Regions from separate parts of the Mus musculus genome. Here region 1 is linked to region 2. The links are chromatin loops, found by intact Hi-C in ENCODE. Cell type or tissue: left cerebral cortex. All regions are shown on one strand. Each heading gives the region's core, and the rest is flanking DNA. Links, peaks and the distances in the headings are about the cores only.

Evidence for each region. Hi-C counts contacts between places; a loop is a spot of excess contacts. Peaks named below come from ENCODE experiments on the same cell type or tissue, not always from the same donor. Only the 100,000 strongest peaks of a DNase experiment are listed, where the experiment ranks them.
Region 1: it touches region 2 in a loop (2.0-fold over the local background); 11 of 42 quality-filtered maps call a loop at or near these places.

Annotation. Positions count from the first base shown.
Region 1 is chr17:24,630,506-24,639,621 of GRCm38, reverse strand. Tsc2 (TSC complex subunit 2) reads left to right here and starts at 6,995. Exons shown (of 42, transcript NM_001286713.1): 1 at 6,995-7,084; 2 at 7,511-7,677; 3 at 8,623-8,709. The coding sequence starts at 7,540. Nthl1 (nth (endonuclease III)-like 1 (E.coli)) reads right to left here and starts at 6,940. Exons shown (of 6, transcript NM_008743.2): 1 at 6,768-6,940; 2 at 5,457-5,695; 3 at 4,727-4,897; 4 at 3,875-4,034; 5 at 1,093-1,198; 6 at 784-1,014. The coding sequence starts at 6,870. The coding sequence ends at 891. Slc9a3r2 (solute carrier family 9 (sodium/hydrogen exchanger), member 3 regulator 2) reads left to right here. Exons shown (of 7, transcript NM_023055.2): 7 at 1-340. In left cerebral cortex, for the core only: a CTCF peak has its summit at 4,685 (motif pointing left); DNase peaks (open chromatin) are centred at 4,436, 6,417 and 6,959; H3K4me3 peaks cover 1,690 bases; H3K27ac peaks cover 2,397 bases.
Region 2 is chr17:24,540,893-24,550,142 of GRCm38, reverse strand. Gm33508 (predicted gene, 33508) reads right to left here. Exons shown (of 3, transcript NR_169077.1): 3 at 3,364-4,089. Pkd1 (polycystin 1, transient receptor poteintial channel interacting) reads right to left here and starts at 193. Exons shown (of 46, transcript NM_013630.2): 1 at 1-193. In left cerebral cortex, for the core only: a CTCF peak has its summit at 4,690 (motif pointing left); DNase peaks (open chromatin) are centred at 1,125, 1,457 and 5,356; H3K4me3 peaks cover 1,324 bases; H3K27ac peaks cover 1,380 bases.

The sequences.
Region 1 (9,116 bases), core at 1,117-9,116, 89 kb before region 2:
TCTGCCTAGCTACCCCTGTGCTACCTCCCACATGCTGGGTTCTGGAATGCAGAGCCTAGGCTCTCTGAGGGGCCAGAGGATGGGTGTTCCATGACTCAAGAGGGCAGCCTCCGGACAAGCCCCTTATCCTGTTCTGCAGCTCCAGGGCCTGGAATCGTGGGTCTGTGTGAGCCATTCTCAGGTATGATCCTGGGCTCCTGGGCCTGTCCCCTGCCTTATGCCTACCTGGCTCCTACCCTCCACCCTTGACTCCCCAAACTCACTCACTGGCACTGCAGTCTGCCTCATAAGCCATAGCGCACGCGCGCCCTCAAATTAAACAGGCCTTGCCTTGAACTCTGGCGCCTGTGTGTTTTCTGAATCTTCAGTTGAGGGGTAGTGGGGAGGAGTAAGGCCCATTCCAGACGACCTTTAGGTGAGTGAGGAACAACGTCATCCTCTCCTCCCACTGTGTCAAGTCCTGAGTCTAGAGTTCCTCTGTTAACATGGGGTGGGTTCCAGGCACAGGCCAAGTGTGAGTTTGGAAGCTAGGTCCAGAGGAGTGCTGGGCCGCAGGACAGTGTGTGAGAGTTCACAGGGATGCTTCCCCCATAGGCTTCCCAGCAGCTGGCTGCAGCTGGCTCTGTTTCCTCCCTCCTCGGTTTATGCTCCCCTCCCATCCCTCCCTCCCTCACTGTCCCCACGCAGTCTCTCAGACGATCCTGCCCCCACATGGGATTGGAGCGGACACACTGCATCACACACATGCTTTTTCGCCTCATCTGAAGCCAACGGGCCAAGAAATCAACTGTGAAAAACTTCCCAGGTTTATTGCAAACACCCCCCAAAGTTTACCACCCCGCCCCACAAAGGCACCTCACAGACACTAGCCAGAGGAAGCCCTATGGCCCTTAGAGATCCTGGGCAGCAGGGCACAGGGCCTTGTTGAGGCAAGCCTGACATCGAGGATGGACAGGAAGACAGATCTGTTGGCCGAAGCCTACCAGTAGTCCGTTGACCTCACTCCACAGCACCCTGTGAGGGTAAGAGAAAGGTCAGTGTGGATGACAGCAGGACACCTCCCTCCCCCAAGCTCACCAAGCTACACTGTACCTGGGTAGCCACTCTTCCAAGTTCTTACGTGTCTCTTCTGGGGTCTTGGTCATCTTCTTGGTCCACCTCAGTCGGTTGGCTATTCTGTGCACATGTGTGTCCACTGCTGCTTGGAGACAAGGCAGGCTGACCAAGGGCACTCTGCCAGCTGGGCTGTGTCCCTATCCCAGTCCCCGGTCCTAAGCAAGTGTGGCTAGGTGACAGCCCAGGGTCCCTCCCATGAGAGAAGGTACAGTAAGTATCTGCAGTGGCTGTCTGAGTGAGCCCTCAATCTGGCGTGTAAGCAGCCTGGTTTTTGTTTGTTTTTGAGACAGGGTCTTTCTTCAAGGCCTTGACTATCCTCCTAGAATTTACTATGTAGACCAGCCTAGCTTCAAACTCAAGAAATCCACCTGCCTCTGCCTCCCAAGTGATGAGATTAAAGGCTTGCAGGTGGATCTCTGAGTTTAAAGCCAGCCTGGTCTGTGAAGTGAGTTCCAGGACAGCCAGGGCTACAGAGAAACCCAGTTTCAAAACAAGACAAAACGAAACAACCGAAGGGTAAGGCAGGCATGGCGGTTCCTTCCCAGCACTTAAAAGGTTTAAGTAGCAGTGCTCTGAATTCAAGGCAAGCTTGGGCTACAGAGTAAGGCTGTCTCAAACAAACAAACAAACAAACAAACAAACAAACAACAAAAACAAAACACCTCTATCCTGGGAAAAACAAAACAAGCCTCAAACCCCAAAGTGTGAACTTAGTCTAAATCCAAGAATGAGGCCTGGATTAGAAAAGGGCCTCCCTCTGCTTCCTCTGCTCCATCTTCCTGGGTCCTACGGCCCCTTCCAAGCTATCCACTGGCTTTGAGCACTGGACTGGGTGGCAGAAGCTTGGCCCTGTGGGTCACTGTTGCAGAGGTAGCTGGTACCTGCTACGAAATTACTGGGGACAGAATGGGGAGCAGGATCAGGGTGGCTCCAGCTGTGTTCCAATCCCTGCTCCCATCCGCTGGCCACTGTAGGGTTTCGGCCTCATGCCTTCACTGGGGGCTCCTGCCAAGCCACCTGCTCAACTGCAATGCCTGCCTTTCTGTTTCAAAGGTTTGTCAAACAGCTTGCTAGTCCCCATGCCAGCTCCCTGATGGTGCTAACTGTCTGGGGAAAAGGCTGGAGGTGCAGGCTGAGGGGCCATATCATGGAAGCCTTTTCCTTCTCCGTGTCACAGAGGCGAGCATACTCATTAGAACCCCAGAGGCCCAACGCAGGACCACATGTATAAACCTCCTATGTTGGCCAGAAGGGCTTCCTATGCATTTGTGGTGTTTCGGAGGGCAGTCACTTCACTGGAGGTGAACTCAAGCTCAGAGAGGCCCTATGTTTGACCTAAGGTCACCCAGCTGCAAAGGTCAGAACTCCAGAGTTCCAGCTTTTTCATTTGAGAGAACACATTTTCTCCTCAAGAGGCAACCCTAGGGCTCTCACAGCAGGTAGACTACAGAGAAGTGGGTGGACTCAGCCCTTGTCCTGACCACTGCATGCATAATTCCCTGCAGGGCCCTTCCCCCACAGAGCTACCCAACAAAGACACTTCCTACTCCTGGGACACAGGCAGCTGAGGACACCAGCTAGATAAGCTCAAGTGTCAACTAAGAGGCTGCTGGTGGCTTTGGGAGGGGAGGAGTGGAGACTGAGGCGGGAGGCCTCACCCACTTCCTACCTGGCCTGGCTCTTCCAATGCTCACTGTTCTTCAGTGCCAACAAGCAGTCACCAGCTTCCAGTCAAAGCCCTGGGCCCCTAGCTGCCCTCTACCCACTGAGCAGTGCTAAAAGGCCCTACCAGCTTAGAAACCTCTGACGGAATCCCTCCATTGGGCACATGCAGGAGCCAAGGGTTGGGAGCCCAAAGAGAGTTCAGGACTAAATCTTGTTTTTTTTAATGTGACCACAGGAGCCCCGACAACTCTAGGCAAATCTCTGAGAAGGCAGCACCTCTGTCACTGCCCCAGGGAGTATGTCTTCAACCTAGCTACACCAAGGTGCTTCAAATGCTACCAGATGATACTCAGAAAAAGGATGCCAGACATCACTGCCCATTCTCATCCCACAAGACCACCTTCCTCTTCCTCCACCACGACATCAATTTGCCTCACCCATTCTAGAGCTTTCTGTGTCGTTACTCAGCTTTATGGTTGCTCTTCCTTCTGTCTGGGACACACTTCCACCTCTTGGTCCCACTAACTCACAAGAAACTCTAAACTGAAACATGACCTCAGAAAGATTTCCTGGGGTTAGGCACAGTCAAGCATGATTATAAGCCCGGGATTTATGGAGCTGAGGCAGATTCGATGGGTGGTGGTGGCGCACACCTTGAAATCCTGGTACTTGGGAGGCAGAGGCGGGCAGATCTCGGTGAGTTCGAGGCCAGCCTGGTCTACAGAGTGTGTTCCAGGACAGCCAGGGCTACACAGAGAAACCCTGTCTCAAAAATAAAACAAAACAACCCAACAAACAAACAAATACCACCCCCCAAAAACCAAAACCGAAAGGTTTTCCAGAGCCCTAAGTCAGGCTCCACAGTGTGTGCACATCAGCTGGCTTCAAGTCCCTCATAGAGATCAGCATGCAGATGGAACCCGGCCAACGTTGAGTTCTTGTCTTCAGCACCCAGCAGTCAGTCTGCTCAACACTGACCATACCCTTTTGCTACTCTGGTTTGAGTCACAAAAACTTTGGGGAACCCCAATAGAACCCAAGAAGAATCAAGCTCAGAGCTGACTTCTCCCTCCTTGTGGCGCAAACGACTCACCTATGCCTGATATGGTCCCCCAGGCCACAGCCATAGCCAAGTGTGCCATCTTGGGCCCAACACCTGGCAAGGCTACCAGCTCAGCCACGGAAGCAGGGATGTCCCCTTCGTAGCGCTGCTGCAGGATGGCGGTTGTCTGCTTGATGTATTTTACCTTGTTCTGAAAGATGGTGTGGGTCAGCCTTGGGGCAAGGCATAGCCTAATCGGGAGGACCCATAGGTGCCCAGCGTCACAGATCACCTGCCTATGTCCCACCTCTCCAGGAGGTGAAGAAGGCAGCAAAGAGGCCTGAAGGAACTCCTGGCAGGTCTCCAGCGCATAACTAGACACCCCCCCCCTAGTGTGTGGGAACCAGTTGGGGTCCTCTGCCTCAGTATTCCCTCCAGAGGCTAAGCAGTACCTAGACTCAATAGCACCTGGGCCTTCAGGAAGGAAGGCTGGAGCCTGGGACTCCCCCAGGCAACCGACAGAACAGCTGGGTGGTTCCCATCCTGTGCCTGAGTGGAGAGGGCTATTTAAAACCAATCTGATAGACGGTGGCCCACGCAGTGCCAAGGGGAAGCGCCCTCCCCACAGTTCCACCCACCTCCCAGGGTTCTGTGGAGTGACACAGTCTGGGGAGCCTAGGAGGGGAAGGGAAGGAAAGGAAGTGGAGGCAGCTGGGTAGGAGGGTAGAGAAATGAAGGGATGTGTAGAGGTGCATCCCAGGAACTTCAGGGGCAGGGTACTAGCCCCATGGGATAGACCTGTGGCAAGTCAGAAGCATGAAGAGTCTCTGTCGTCAGAGATGCCCGCCTCACATCCTCAGAACAGTGCCCCCTCTTGGCTCTGTTGCCAAAGGTAATGCTTACCCTCCAGAAGCCCACAGGGTAGATGAGTCTGCCTAGCGTGTCATCATCGGTCTGCAGGATGCTCTCCACAGTCAAGCCCCGGGCCCGGAGCCGTTGCATAGCACCTGCTGTGACCTGGTCTTTGGTCTGGCTGGAGAGCATCAGCGACAGGAGTACCTGGTACCTCCTCACCTGCTTGTGCAAGGACGGGTCCCAGTCAAGTCCCTTACCCATCTGTCTTGTCACATACTTCTATAGAGTAGCCGAAGCTTGGATGAATTGCTTGGAATCATACCTTGTATGGGATGGATATTAGACCATAGCTAGCTGCTACTGTTACAGTGTAACACTACTCATTTTATAGACAAGAAGGGCCAGAGTTAGAGATACTCAGGATACCAGGATCCGAAGGTAGTTAGCCCTATGGTTAGTCTAAGGAACCAACACAATGTAAGGGAGTCTGCTTCTCCTGCATTATTGGATGTTCCCAAATGCACCACCACTGTGCATGAGGCTTCAAGTCTCAGACACTCTGCCATGCACGGTGGCCACAATGATTGACAGGTGATGTACGTTGTACATGTTCTAAGGTTATGGGAGGAGCGCATCTTCCTGGGTATGTATGTATGTATGTATGTATGTATGTATCCTCCTGTATGGCAGCAGGGAGAGCTGGCAGGTCTTGCTCTTTTTCTGGTAGAGACCTAAAAGGAAGTAAGCACCTTGCTGGATAGGCGGAGGTGTTGCATACCTTCGGGGAGGCACTTGCATCATAGCAGTGCTCGGCGCCTAGCTGGTCCACAGGTGCATCCTTCTTGCTTCTCATGATGCGGATGTTGGCCAGTTGCTGCTGCCAGTTCTGGGGCTCCCAAACGGGCACTTTGAGGGGCTCAGCATCTTCGCCTTCCTCACCATTAGCCGCTTCATAGGCCACATGCGTTTTCTGTGTTCTCCGTGGATGTCTCACGGGCCTGTGGCTTTTTCTTCCTTCTGCAAAAAAGTGCCATTCAGTCTTTGGAGTGGGTTTTATATGAGGGTGGGGGAAGGGTGCTGCTTACCTGCCAATCCACATCCCCACACTTGTTTGTGCAACTAACTGTCCATTATCTACCACGATGTGTACAGAAGTGCTGTGCTCTGCCCTTGTCACAACAGTACATGACAGTCTGACAAAGTGCCTGTTAGCACACCGACACTAGTAACAGCCTCTAGGATAATATAACCTCTCTCCTTTGTCCCAAGTCCTTTGAGTTACATTCAAGAGAACCTCTCTCTTCACACCCAAACTGGACAGTGCAACTCCCCTTTCAGAAATCGTTGCATTTAGGATGAGCTCCAAACTCTACTACTATAAAACATTTGCTGCCTTAACAGTATCAACACTTTCTGTGGCCCTTGGCCCTTGCCAAGCCTCAGCCTGGATCCCAGCGGATCTCTACTACTGAACCGATTCTGGGAGACCATTGCTGCCTACGCACACTCCTGCTCTAGCCACTTATGTCTAAGTCCCAGGCGGGGACGGGCTGATAATTACTCCCTGAGTACCACTAGTTGGCACATAGTAGGCCCTTAATGGCTACAGGACAAACACAATGAGTGCCATGCCCTTTCCTGTTTTCTCTCTGGGCCTGTTTTCTTTCAGAACCACCGTCCAGCTGGGAGAGAAGACTTCTAGCTGGGTGTGTTCTTGGCACACAGCCTGGCCCTACAAGAGAGGGAGGCAGCTCTGAGAACAGAGCTGTGTCCCACGGACAGCCTGGAGCAAGTGAATGTCCTAAGCTAGGCTGGTTGGACTAAAACTTTTCACTGGCGATAAGGGTGGATGAATACATCCAGAACCCAGTCTTACGGACCCTGCAGACCCTGCGGGTCCCAGACCCTTGGAAGAAGCTAGAAGTGGGGCCACGTGAGATTTAAGCGTAGCTTCAATTCAAGATTCAAGGCAGCTGCCTACTCCGCGGCGCCTAGAGTTTAGGTCAGATGCTGCGGCCCGGGACGCAAGCCTGGAGCCAAAGTTCCACGTTCCTCCTTTCCTCCAAAACGCCTGCAGGCGCAGAGCTACCTGCAGCAGCCTCTCGCGGGGCGAGCTCCTCCCTACACCCTTCCGACGCGATCCTAGTCGCGCGGCTCCGACTGCGAGTCACCATCCGCACCCCTGAGTTCATGCCTGGGCTGTAAACTACTCCTCCGAGCAGCCCCGCGATCCCACCACTTGCTCAACGCGCACGCGAAACTACAATTCCCAGAGAGCTCAACGCAAATAGTCAGCAAAGCCTCGCCCCCGGAAGTACGGGTTGCGCTTCCGGCAGCTGCCCTGGGCCGGGGGTGTGCGCCCTTCCCTGGGTGCAGGAGGACCTGCGCGCGAAAGGCGCGCGCGGGGTGAGTAGCCCTGGAGGCTCTGACTGCTGGGGCGGGTTGCGATGGTTTGTGTGGTCGCGTCGCGATGGGGTGAGGGGAATTGGTCGTTCTGATTCCAATCCTCCGCCGCTCCCACCGCTGACAAGTCCTAGCGCTTCAAGCCCTCCATTGCGAATGTGAGCGGGCCTCTGCATCTATTCACGCGACAGCTCCTCCTTAACCTAGGGAGAACTAATGGCAATCAACAGGCGGGTCGCTAGAGTAAGCCTATACCTCCGGAGTTGATTTGTGGCTGAGTTCCTCCTGCATGGAGTTGAGTTGCCCCAGAGGCTGTAGGAAGGACAGGTTATTGCCTACCCTTGACCTAGGATTCTGGAGGTTCGCCTCGAGGGCAGAAGGGAGAACCTTTCCTGGGGTGTATCAAATAATATGTTTATTTCTACACAGAGCAGTTCTCTAGTACTGCCCTGCCCACCATGGCCAAACCAACAAGCAAAGATTCCGGCTTGAAGGAGAAGTTCAAGATACTGTTGGGATTGGGAACATCGAGGCCAAATCCCAGGTGTGCAGAAGGCAAACAGACTGAGTTTATCATCACATCGGAAATCTTGAGAGTGAGTGAGTGGCCAATGTCTTGGCTAGCCCAGCACAAAGGCTAGGAAGGCTGGGTTTGTCTGTCATTGGGTTCTGTGGGAGATGGGTTGCTGGTAACCATCTGCATAGGGCTGCTGTCCCCAGTACTGTGGAGACAGATATATGCCTGTCCTCAGGATCTTGGTGTCCTGCTTTAGCACACTTGCCTTAGAAGTTAGGTGTTGTATGAAAACTTATTTTGTTTAGTGTTATGGTAGATAGATGCCCTGTACTCTCTCAGCACGTGAGAGGCAGAGGAGATAGGATTATGAAGTTGGAGGCAACATAATTGTAACCCACCTGAGCTACAGTAGTGAGACTGGGTCCTCCTCTCCTCAAAGATGTTCGTTTCCTTTTTTAAATTGGAGATCCACCCTTTCTTTTTAGGAACTTTTAAAAAAAGATTTATTTATTTAACATACACACACACACACACACACACACACACACACACACACACACACACACACACTGTAGATGACACACCAGAAGAGGGCATCAGATCCCATCACAGATGGTTGTGAGCCACCATGTGGTTACTGGGAATTGAACTCAGGACCTCTGGAAGAGCAGTCAGTGCTCTTAACCACTGAGCTATCTCACCAGCCTCGAGATCCAGCCTTAAAAAACCAAACCAAACACAACAAAACAAAATGCTGGGTGATGGTGGTGGTTGGTGTATGCTGCTAATCCTGCCCAGCACTGGGGAAGTTCAGTACAGCCAGAGATACACAGAGAAACGCTGGAGAGACAGAGGAAGGGATGGAGCGAGGGAGGGAGAGAGAGAGAGAAAAAAAAACAGAGAGAGGAAAGAAACCCCATTGGTTTACAGGGGAAATGCAGAACAACGTTAGGTGGTTTATGGCCAGTGGGTAAGAAGACCTCTTTTTAAAAGCTCAGCCCTTTTCCTCTTTTCTCTTCTCTAGGAACTGAGTGGTGAATGCGGCCTCAACAATCGCATCCGAATGATAGGGCAGATCTGTGATGTGGCAAAAACTAAGAAGCTTGAGGAGGTGGGTTTGCCTCAGCTGCACTGCTGGAGTAGTGCATGCCCACTGCAGGCTGTAGAGAGTCATGCCCACTGCAGGCTCTAGAGAATCTCCAGTCTGCGGCTGCTGCCTTGAGCTGTCTTTTCTTGTTTTTGAGATGTGCTGTGTAGCCCTGACTGGCCTGGTATTGACTGTGTGGTTCAGGCTGATACGCTGTGAACTTGATGTGGTCTTCCTTCCTCAGCCTCTTCAGTGTAGATCAGGACTATAGGCATAGCCCAGAAAGCTAGCTTTGTGATGAGGCAGTTTTTACCATTTTAGAGAAATTTAGCTTTCATCTTAATGATGTGGAAGCTTCTAGAAATGCCCTAAGTGCAACCTGAGAGACTTACCTTGGTGGTAGCAAAAGAAATGAGCTTTCCCTGAATTCC
Region 2 (9,250 bases), core at 431-8,430:
GCCCGTCTGCGGTGCGACAGCTGCTCAGCGCTCTGGGGCAGGCCGCACCTCAGGGCCTTGGCCGCCTGCTCGCGCATTCGCGCTGCACTGCAGACCCAGCGCCAGCTCCTCCTCCTCCCCCACCTCCGGCGTGGGGCGGGGCGCCCTCAGACTCCGCCCCTGCGCTTCCAAGTTGGCTGTAGGTGGGACTGGATGAAGAGAAGGCCTTCACAGGCTCCGCCCTCTTCATTGCAGATCCTGCAGTAGGCGGGGCCTGAAGGAAGGGCGCCCTCAGAGGCTCCGCCCAGTGAGCGTGAGCCTTGGTGGGCGGGGTCTCACGGGAGGGGAGTCCTCCGGAGGCCCCGCCTTCTGCACCGCTGGGTCTGCTGCAGACCAGGCTTGAAGGTGGAGGAAGCTCCGCCCCCTCTGCTGCGGCGTTTCGAGCCCCGAGTCAGGCTGCGGTTTGAGCAGCTGCCCGCTTAGGCTGTCCCCTACCCACAACGGCTGGAGAGCTTATGGCTATTCACCCTGCTTTCCCGAGTTCCCCCTTGAAGTCCTCTGGCTGTTGAGGCCTTCTTGGAGTCAGTAGGTTTCTTCGCTCCTAGCCTTCTGCAATCAACAGTCACAATATTAAAAACACTAGTAGGTGCAGAAGAGAGGGCTCAGCACTGGGTGGTGGTGGCAAAGACTTTAATCCCAATACTCGGGTGGCAGAGGCAGGTGGATCTCTGAGTTCAGAGCCCAGCTTGGTCTACAGAGTGAGTTCCAGGACAGCTAGGGATATACCGAGAAACCCTGTGGAGGTGGGGGGTCGGTTAGCGGATAAAGGAAGCCTAATCAGCTGAGTCCTCTCCCGAAATCCACGTACACAAATCCAACTTATACAAAGTTGTCCTCTGGCCGCAACACCCTGGCCATAGCATGCGCTCTACACTGATAATAAATTAAAAAAACAAAACAAAACAAAAAACCCTGCGACCTACAGTTTCTGGGTGCCAGCTGTGCGAGCTTCCACTTCGCAAGTCTTCTCTGACCCTGGAGAGTACCGCCGACCTGAGTCAATAAATACTTGCTGCGTCATATCATGGACCTCTGCCAGAGCATGCTGCAGAGGCTCAGAAGTGATGCATGAGATTGAGCTCACCTGGAGTGGGTGCAGTTTAGCGCCGTGCCCTCCACCACTCCGCGCAGACCACCCTGCGGAGGTGCTGGGGAGACGCTGTACCACCCGCCCACCCGCCAAGCAGCTCCATCTCAGGCTTCAGTCTCCAGGTACTGTAGATCCTTGTGCGCAGGAGCTAAAGACAAAATTAAATTGAGAGAAAAGACTCCAACCATAGCACCGGGGAGTAATCCTTGAAAAAAATGTTTAGACGTCCAAATACCAAGAACTACACAGGAAATATTCAAAAAGGGAAAGAAAAATTAAATTAAAAAGGGAGAGAAAAGTCCACAAAGACAGGAAGTTGATGAGTGCCTTGAGACTGGAGGAAAGGGGTGGGACGTTCTTTGGGGCCAATAAGCATGTTTGTTCCGTAATTAGACGAGTGAATGAACAGCCTTATTAAATATATTGAAACGCACAGAAGCCGGGTGAGGTGGCACACGCCTTTAATCCCAGTACTCAGGAGGCAGGGGCAGGCAGATTTCTGAGTCCAAGGCCAGCCTGGTCTACAGAGTGAGTTCCAGGAAAGCCAGGGCTACACAGAGAAACCCTGTCTCGAAAAACAAACAAACAAACAAAACCAACTCACAGAGCATGCATGGTAGCATGCGCTTCTCAGGCCAGTACTCTAGAGTGAGAGGTTCCTAAAAGCTCCTGACCAGACTACTTAATTAATTTCTCACAGGACTTCCAAGGACACCCTTTTAACCTCTCTCAGCTCCTTCATGGATGAGAATAACAAATACCCATACAAAAAACATAACTTTTTTTTTAATTTTCTGAGGCAGGGTTTGACTGTATAGTGGTCCTGGATGTCCTACAACTCATTCTGTAGACCAGGCTGGCCTTAAACTCACAGAGATCATCTACCTACCTCTGCCTCCTGAGAGCTGGGATTAATGAGTAGTGACACCAGGCTTGGCTTAAATATTCTTAAAAACAATACTAGATATCACGCTTGGGGAATCGTATCTCAATTTTATGTTAGTATGTGTGTGCATGTGTGTGTTCATGCATGCAGGTTCGGACAACATCTCACTAGATAGCCCTAGCTGGCCTGGAGCTCAGATATGAACCTGCTTTTGCCTCCAGATTAAAGGCATGCTCTCCCCCACATCTAACTCATTTGGGGTTTTTTGTTTTGTTGTATTTTTCTCACACTGTAGCCCAGGCTCGGCCTCAGACTTAAGACAATTCCTGCCTCAGCCTCCTGAATGTTGGGGTTACAGGTTTAAACCATCATATCTGATTAACAGTTATGCTTTACAGATAAGGCAAGTTTTGTGTTTTTTTTTTTTAATTTTTAGACAATATTTCACCATGTAGCCCTGGCTGATCCCTATGTGAACCAGGCTGACCTTGAACTCACAGAAACCTACCTCCCTCTGCCTTTAGAGTGCTGGAACTAACGGTGTACACCACTTCACACAGCAATAGTTTTGTTTTTGTTTTGTTTGTTTTTTGAGACAGGGTTTCTCTGTATAGCCCTGGCTGTCCTGGAACTCACTTTGTAGACCAGGCTGGCCTCAAACTCAGAAATCCGCCTGCCTCTGCCTCCTGAGTGCTGGGATTAAAGGCGTGTGCCACCACTGCCCGGCTGTTGTTTTTCAAGACAGGGTTTCTTTGTGTAGCCAGGCTGGCCTCAAACTCACAGAGATCTTCCTGCCTCTGCTGGGATTAAAGGCATATACCACCAAATTATATATATATATAATTTATTTTATAGGGCTAGGCACAGTGGTGGCACACTCTGTAACCCTAACACTGGTGAGGCAAAGGAAAGATCTGAGTTTAAAGCCAGCCTGGTCAACATAGCTGACTCCTGGCCAGCCAAGGCTATATAGTGAGACATCTCTCAAAAAATATCTTTTTAAGCCGGGCGTGGTGGCACACATCTTTAATCCCAGCACTTGGGAGGCAGAGGCAGGCAAATTTCTAAGTTCAAGGCCAGCTTGGTCTATAGAGTGAGTTCCAGCACAGCCAGGGCTATACAGAGAACCCCTGTCTTGAAAAAACAAACAAACAAAAAATATATAAATAAAATAAAATAAAATATCTTTTTAATTCTGTGTGTGCATGTGTATACATTTGCAAGTGTGTGGTGTACTCCATTAATTCCAGCACTTGGGAGGCAGAATCAGACAGATCTCTGAGTTCAAGGCCAGCCTGGTCCTCAAAGTAAGTTCTAGGACAGCCAGGGCTACAGAGAGAAACCCTGTCTCGAAAAAAAGGTCAGACAGACAGAAGGAAAGGGAGAAAAAGAGAAAAGCTACAAACTAATATAGAATTGTAGATGGAGAACGTTCCAGAGACAATTTGAAACCACTGGCCATGAGTACCCCAGGGAGATGGGAGAAAGGACACACACCTACCAGCCATCTACTGTAGACAGAGCAATTGTCTCAAGTCCGTCAGAGACCCAGAAGACAGGGTTCTCCAAGGTCATCCTGGCCCTGGCCCTGGCCCTTACTATGTCAACCTGTGCATTGCTAAAGGAAAGGTGTCAAGAAGTGACCTTTATAGAAGGCATTTTGAAATGAAGACTTGGCAGGAAGCCACATGCCAGCAGGTTTATGGCATGTGAGGATTGTAAACATGGCCTATGGTCAGCTGTCGTGGAAAGCCTCACTGTACAGGGAAGAGGAAGAGCAAAGGACAGAGCAAAACCAAGTCTTTTTCTTAATATGGGAAAGGGTTTACAAACTAAGGGAAGCGTGCCAGCAGAGAGGTTGAACAGGAGAGCAGAGGACATCTTGGAAGATGGAAGGAAAGGGCCGGTATCGCCCACTTCTTCATTGCTGTATTCTGTGGAATTTCAACAGCTTTAGCAACTGAGACCATCGTTGCTCCTTTACAAAATGAGATGTCTGGAGAAGCAGAAGTCAAGAAATGTTCCAGGCAGCAGGTGAAGAGCAGACAGGGTCATATTCAAAGGCCAGGCTTTTCTGCAGACAGATGACAGGGTTTTTTTTTTTAAGATTCAAAGCACAAAAAGATACACCCGCAAGAAAACAACAAAGCAAAGTGGTACACACTTTTAATCCCAGCACTCCAAAACAGAGGCAGGCAGATCTCAAGGCCAGCCTGCTCTAAACAGCGAGTTCTAGGCCAGCCAACTCTACATAATGAGATCCTGTCTCAAAATGAGGAAAACAGATTAATCAGTTCCACATTTTTAAAAAATCTATTTTTATTACATTCATTTGTGTGTGTGTGTGTGTGTGTGTGTGTGTGTGTGTGTGTGTGTGTGTGTGTGCATCCCACATGTGTGTAGATACCAGAAGATGGTGTAAGATCCCCTGGAGCTGGAGTTACACCTGACATGGGTGCAGAAAACTAAATTGGGGTCTTCTGGACAGACAGTATATTAACGGCTGAGTCATTTCTCCAGCTAGAGTGAGAATTTCGGTTTCTATAAAGACACAGTTATGGGGGCAGGGGGGCTGAAGGGATGGCTCAGCCATTAAGAACACTGTCTGTTCTTCCTGAGTTCAAATCCCAACAACCACATGGTGGCTCACAACCATCTATACTGAGAACTGATGCCCTCTTCTGGTGTGCAGGTGTACATACAGACAGAGCACTCATACATAAATAAATATATCTTAATCAAACAGACAAACCAACAATATTTATGTTATGTAAATATGCTTTTGTGGTTTTTAAAGATTTCTTTATTTTATAAATATAAGAAGGTGTCAGATCTTATTAGGGATGGTTGTGAGCCACCATGTGGTTGCTGGGATTTGAATTCAGGACTTTTGGAAGATGCTCTTAACCACTGAGCCATCTCTCCAGCCCCATGCTTTTGTTTTAATCCCAGATGTTGTCCATAGCAGCTGACTGTGATTTGTAGACCAGGCTGGCCTTGAACTCAGAAATCCGCTTGCTTCTGCCTCTTGAGTGCTAGGATTAAAGGTGCTCGCCACAACACCCGGCTCTTGCGGACTCTTGAGAGGGTATAAAAGTGCCAGAGCACGAGGGCCTGGGGAGGCTGCTGCTCCCTGTGCCGCTGCTGCTGCTCCCTGTACTGCTGCTGCTGCTGCTGCTCCCTGCTCCCTGTGCTGCTGCTCGCTGCGCCGCTGCTGCTCCCTGCTATGCTGCTGTTCCCTGTGCTGCTGCTCCCTGTGCTGCTGCTGCTGCTCCCTGCTACGCTGCGGCTCCCTATGCCACTGCAGCTCCCTGTGCTGCTGCTGCTCCATGTGCCACTGCTGCTCCCTCTGCTGCTGATGCTGCTCCCGGTGCCGCTGCTGCTCTCTGTGCCACTGCTGCTCCATGTGCCACTGCTGCTCCCGGTGCTGCTGCTGTTCCCTGTGCTGCTGCTCCCTGCGCCGCCGCTGCTGCTATGGTTGTCAAGAGGGTCATGAACAAAGAGAAGAGAAGTTGGATATCTTGACTACAAAGATTGGACTTATCCCAAGGAGCTCAATGCTCCTAGTCAGCCGGAAGTACTCTAAAGAGATCTATGCCCCCTTCTCCCTCTCACCTTTCTAGCCTACCTATTGTCAGGAGGTTGGAAGGGATTGTGGTAGAGGAGGGTGATAGATATAAGAACCCAATAAAGTAGCCAAGAATTAAGGTCACATCTAGCTCTACTCTCTTTTTTATTACTATTATCATCATTTTCATTATCATTATTATTTTATTGTTGTTCTTTCAAGACATAGTCTCAGGGCTGGAGAGATGGGTCAGTCTGCTCTTCCAGAGGTCCTGAGTTCAAATCTCAGCAACCACATGGTGGCCCACAACCATCTGTAATGGAATCGGTAACCTCTTCTGGTGTGTCTGAAGACAGCTACAGTGTACTTATGTATAATAATAAATAAATCTAAAAAAAAAATAAACCCATAGTCTCACTATATAGCTCTGGCTATCCTAGAATTCACTATGTAGATCAGGCTAGCCTCAAACTCCTGGAGATCCACCTTCCTCTGCCTCCCAAGCGCTGGGATTAAAGGTGTGTGCCACTATACCCAGCTTCTACCCCCTCTTTATGGATCTCCTTATGTGGACCAGTCTGGCCTGGAATTGGAATACTGGGATTAAAGAAGCATGTCATGCAGCCCTAGACTAATCATCTCTAAATGACCTGAAAGTGGCTATGGTTGGATATGATACTGCATGCCTTTCATCCCATTTCCAGACAGTACGTTTTCTGGGTTTTTTTGTTTGTTTGGTTGGTTGGTTGGTTAGTTTTTTTGAGACAGAGTTTCTCTGTGTAACCCTGGCTGTTCTGGAACTCACTCTGTAAACCAGGCTGGCCTTGAACTCAGAAATCCACCTGCCTCTGCCTCCCGAGTGCTGGGATTAAAGGCATGTGTCACCACGCCCCGCTATTTTCTGTTTTTTTTTTTTTAATTTATGATTTGTGTGTGTGTGTGTGTGTGTGTGTGTGTGTGTGTGTGTGTGTGTGTGTGTGTACTCAGACCTCAGTGTACCCACAGTGGTCAAAAGAATCATTTGATCCTCCAAAATTGAAGTCAGTGTGCAGGAACCAAATTCAAGTCCTCTGCAAGAGCATACTTTTTTGTTTGTTTGCTGTTTGAGACAGAATTTCTCAGTGTAGCCCTGGCTGTCCTGGAACTCACTCTGTAGACCAGGCTGGCCTTGAACTCAGAAATCCACCTGCCTCTGCCTCTGCCTAAATGCTGGGATTAAAGGTGAGTGCCACAAGTGCCCAGCCTTTTTTTTTTTAAAGACAGGGTTTCTCTGCCTCTCCTAAGTGCTGTGATCAAAGGTGTGTGCCACCACTGCCTGACTACAACCAGTGATCTTAACTGCCAAGCCATCATTTTGTCCCCTAAGTTTTTAAAAGATGTATTGATTTATGTATAGGTGTGCCTGTAGTTTGCTCAAAGAGGCCAGAAGGCGTCAGACCTCTGAAACTAGAGTTATCATTGTCTGTGAGCTACCTGATGTGGATGCTGGAAACCAAACCAGAAACCCAGCAAGACCAGTAAGTGCTCTTAACCATTGAGCCATCTCTCTAGCCTAATAAGTATGGTTTGTTTTTTGTTTGTTTGTTTGTTTGTTTTGTTTTGTCTTAAAAACCATACATCTTAACCAGGCGTGGTGATGCACGCCTTTAATCCCAGCACTCGGGAGGCAGAGGCAGGTGGATTTCTGAGTTTGAGGCCAGCCTGGTCTACAAAGTGAGTTCCAGGACAGCCAGGGCTACACAGAGAAGCCCTGTCTCGAAAAACCAAAAAAAAAAAAAAAAAAAAAAAGAAAGAAAGAAAGAAAGAAAGAAAGAAAGAAAGAAAGAAAGAAAGAAAGAAAGAAAGAAAGAGGGTCTCACTGTGTATTGGCTCACTGTGTAGACAAGACTGGCTTTTTTTTTTTTCTTTCGAAAAAATTATACGTCTTTTAGGGCCTACAAGACTGTTCAGCAGGTGAAGGCATTCCTACACAAGCCTGGTGACTCTAGTTTGATCCCTAGGACCTATATAAAGGTGGGGAGACAGACTGACTCCATGAAGCTGTCTTCTGACATTCACACAAATACCCACACACATCATACACATTCTCACACATCATCATCATCATAATAAAGAAATGGAATTTAGCACTGGAGAGATGGCTCAGTGGTTAAGAGCACTGACTGCTCTTCCAGAGGTCCTGAGTTCAATTCCCAGCAACCACATGGTAGCTCACAACCATCTGTAATGAGATCTGATGCACTCTTGTAGTGTGTCTGAAGACAGCTATAGTGTACTCATATAAATAAAATAAATAAATCAAAAAAAAGAAAGAAAGAAAGAAAGAAAGAAAGAAAGAAAGAAAGAAAGAAGGCATTTTGAAAAGAAAGTAGAAAATCACATTTAAGAAAAATAAAAAAAAAGAGGGTCTGGCGTGGTGGTACACACCTTTAGTCCCAGCACTCAGAAGGCAGAGGCAGGTGGATTTCTGAGTTTGAGGCCAGCCTGGTTTACAGAGTGAGTTCCAGAACAGCCAGGACTATACAGAGAAACCCTGTCTCGAAAAACAAAAAACAAAACAAAACAAAAAAAATCCAAACAATTGAATTATTTTTTTTACACAGACACTTTTAGTTTTGTTTTATACACATATAAGATTTCACTGTGTCATCCTAGCTGTCCTAGAACTAGCTCTGTAGACAAGGCTGGTCTTGAACTCAGATCCACCTGCCTTTGCAAAGTGCTGGGATTAAAGGCATAGTATATTATGTACGTCTAGATTCTATTAATTTTTTTTTCTTTTGCTTTTTCAAGACAGGGTTTCTCTGTGTAGCCCTGGCTGTCCTGGAACTCACTTTGTAGACCAGGCTGGCCTCGAACTCAGAAATCTGCCTGCCTCTGCCTCCCAAGTGCTGGGATTAAAGGCATGTGCCACCATGCCTGGCTCTATTAACTATTACTACTACTACTACTACTACTATTATTATTATTATTGGCTTTTTGAGCTGAGTTTCCCTATGTAGCCCTGGATGTCCTGGAACTTTCTCTGTAGACCACTCTGGCCTTAAACTTAGAGATCAGCCTGCCTCTACCTCCCAAGGCTAGGATTAAAGGCATAAACAGCTACAGCTGGTAATTTTTTTTTTGAAGCAAAGTTTCACTTTACAGCTCAGTCCGTGCTTGTAGCCATTCTCCTCTCTCAGCCTTCAGGATACTTGGATTACAGCTGTGTGCCACCATACCCAAAATATCGGGGTTTTAAAATAGATAGATAGATAGATAGATAGATAGATAGATAGATAGATAGATAGATAGATAAACAAACCATAGTAACTAATAATATAAAAGAAACCAGAAAGGGAAACAAAGAAACAAGAAAACCCGATCAGTTCAGGAAAATATTCAAACCAGAAAAAGAAGGAAGGAAGAGAAAGAGCAGATCAGTAGGGCCAACAAAACACACAAAATGAGTGGCTGGAAAGATGTTTCAGAGGTTAAAAGCACCGGCTCTTTTCCAGAGGACCCATCCAGTGGCTCACCATGGTCTGTAACTCCAGTTTCAGGAGATCCAACACTCTCTTCTGACCTTGTGGGACATATATCGTACATGGACATAAATGCTAGCAAAACACACATACACATAAATTGAACACATACACACACAAACACAGGAACAACAGGAAAACAT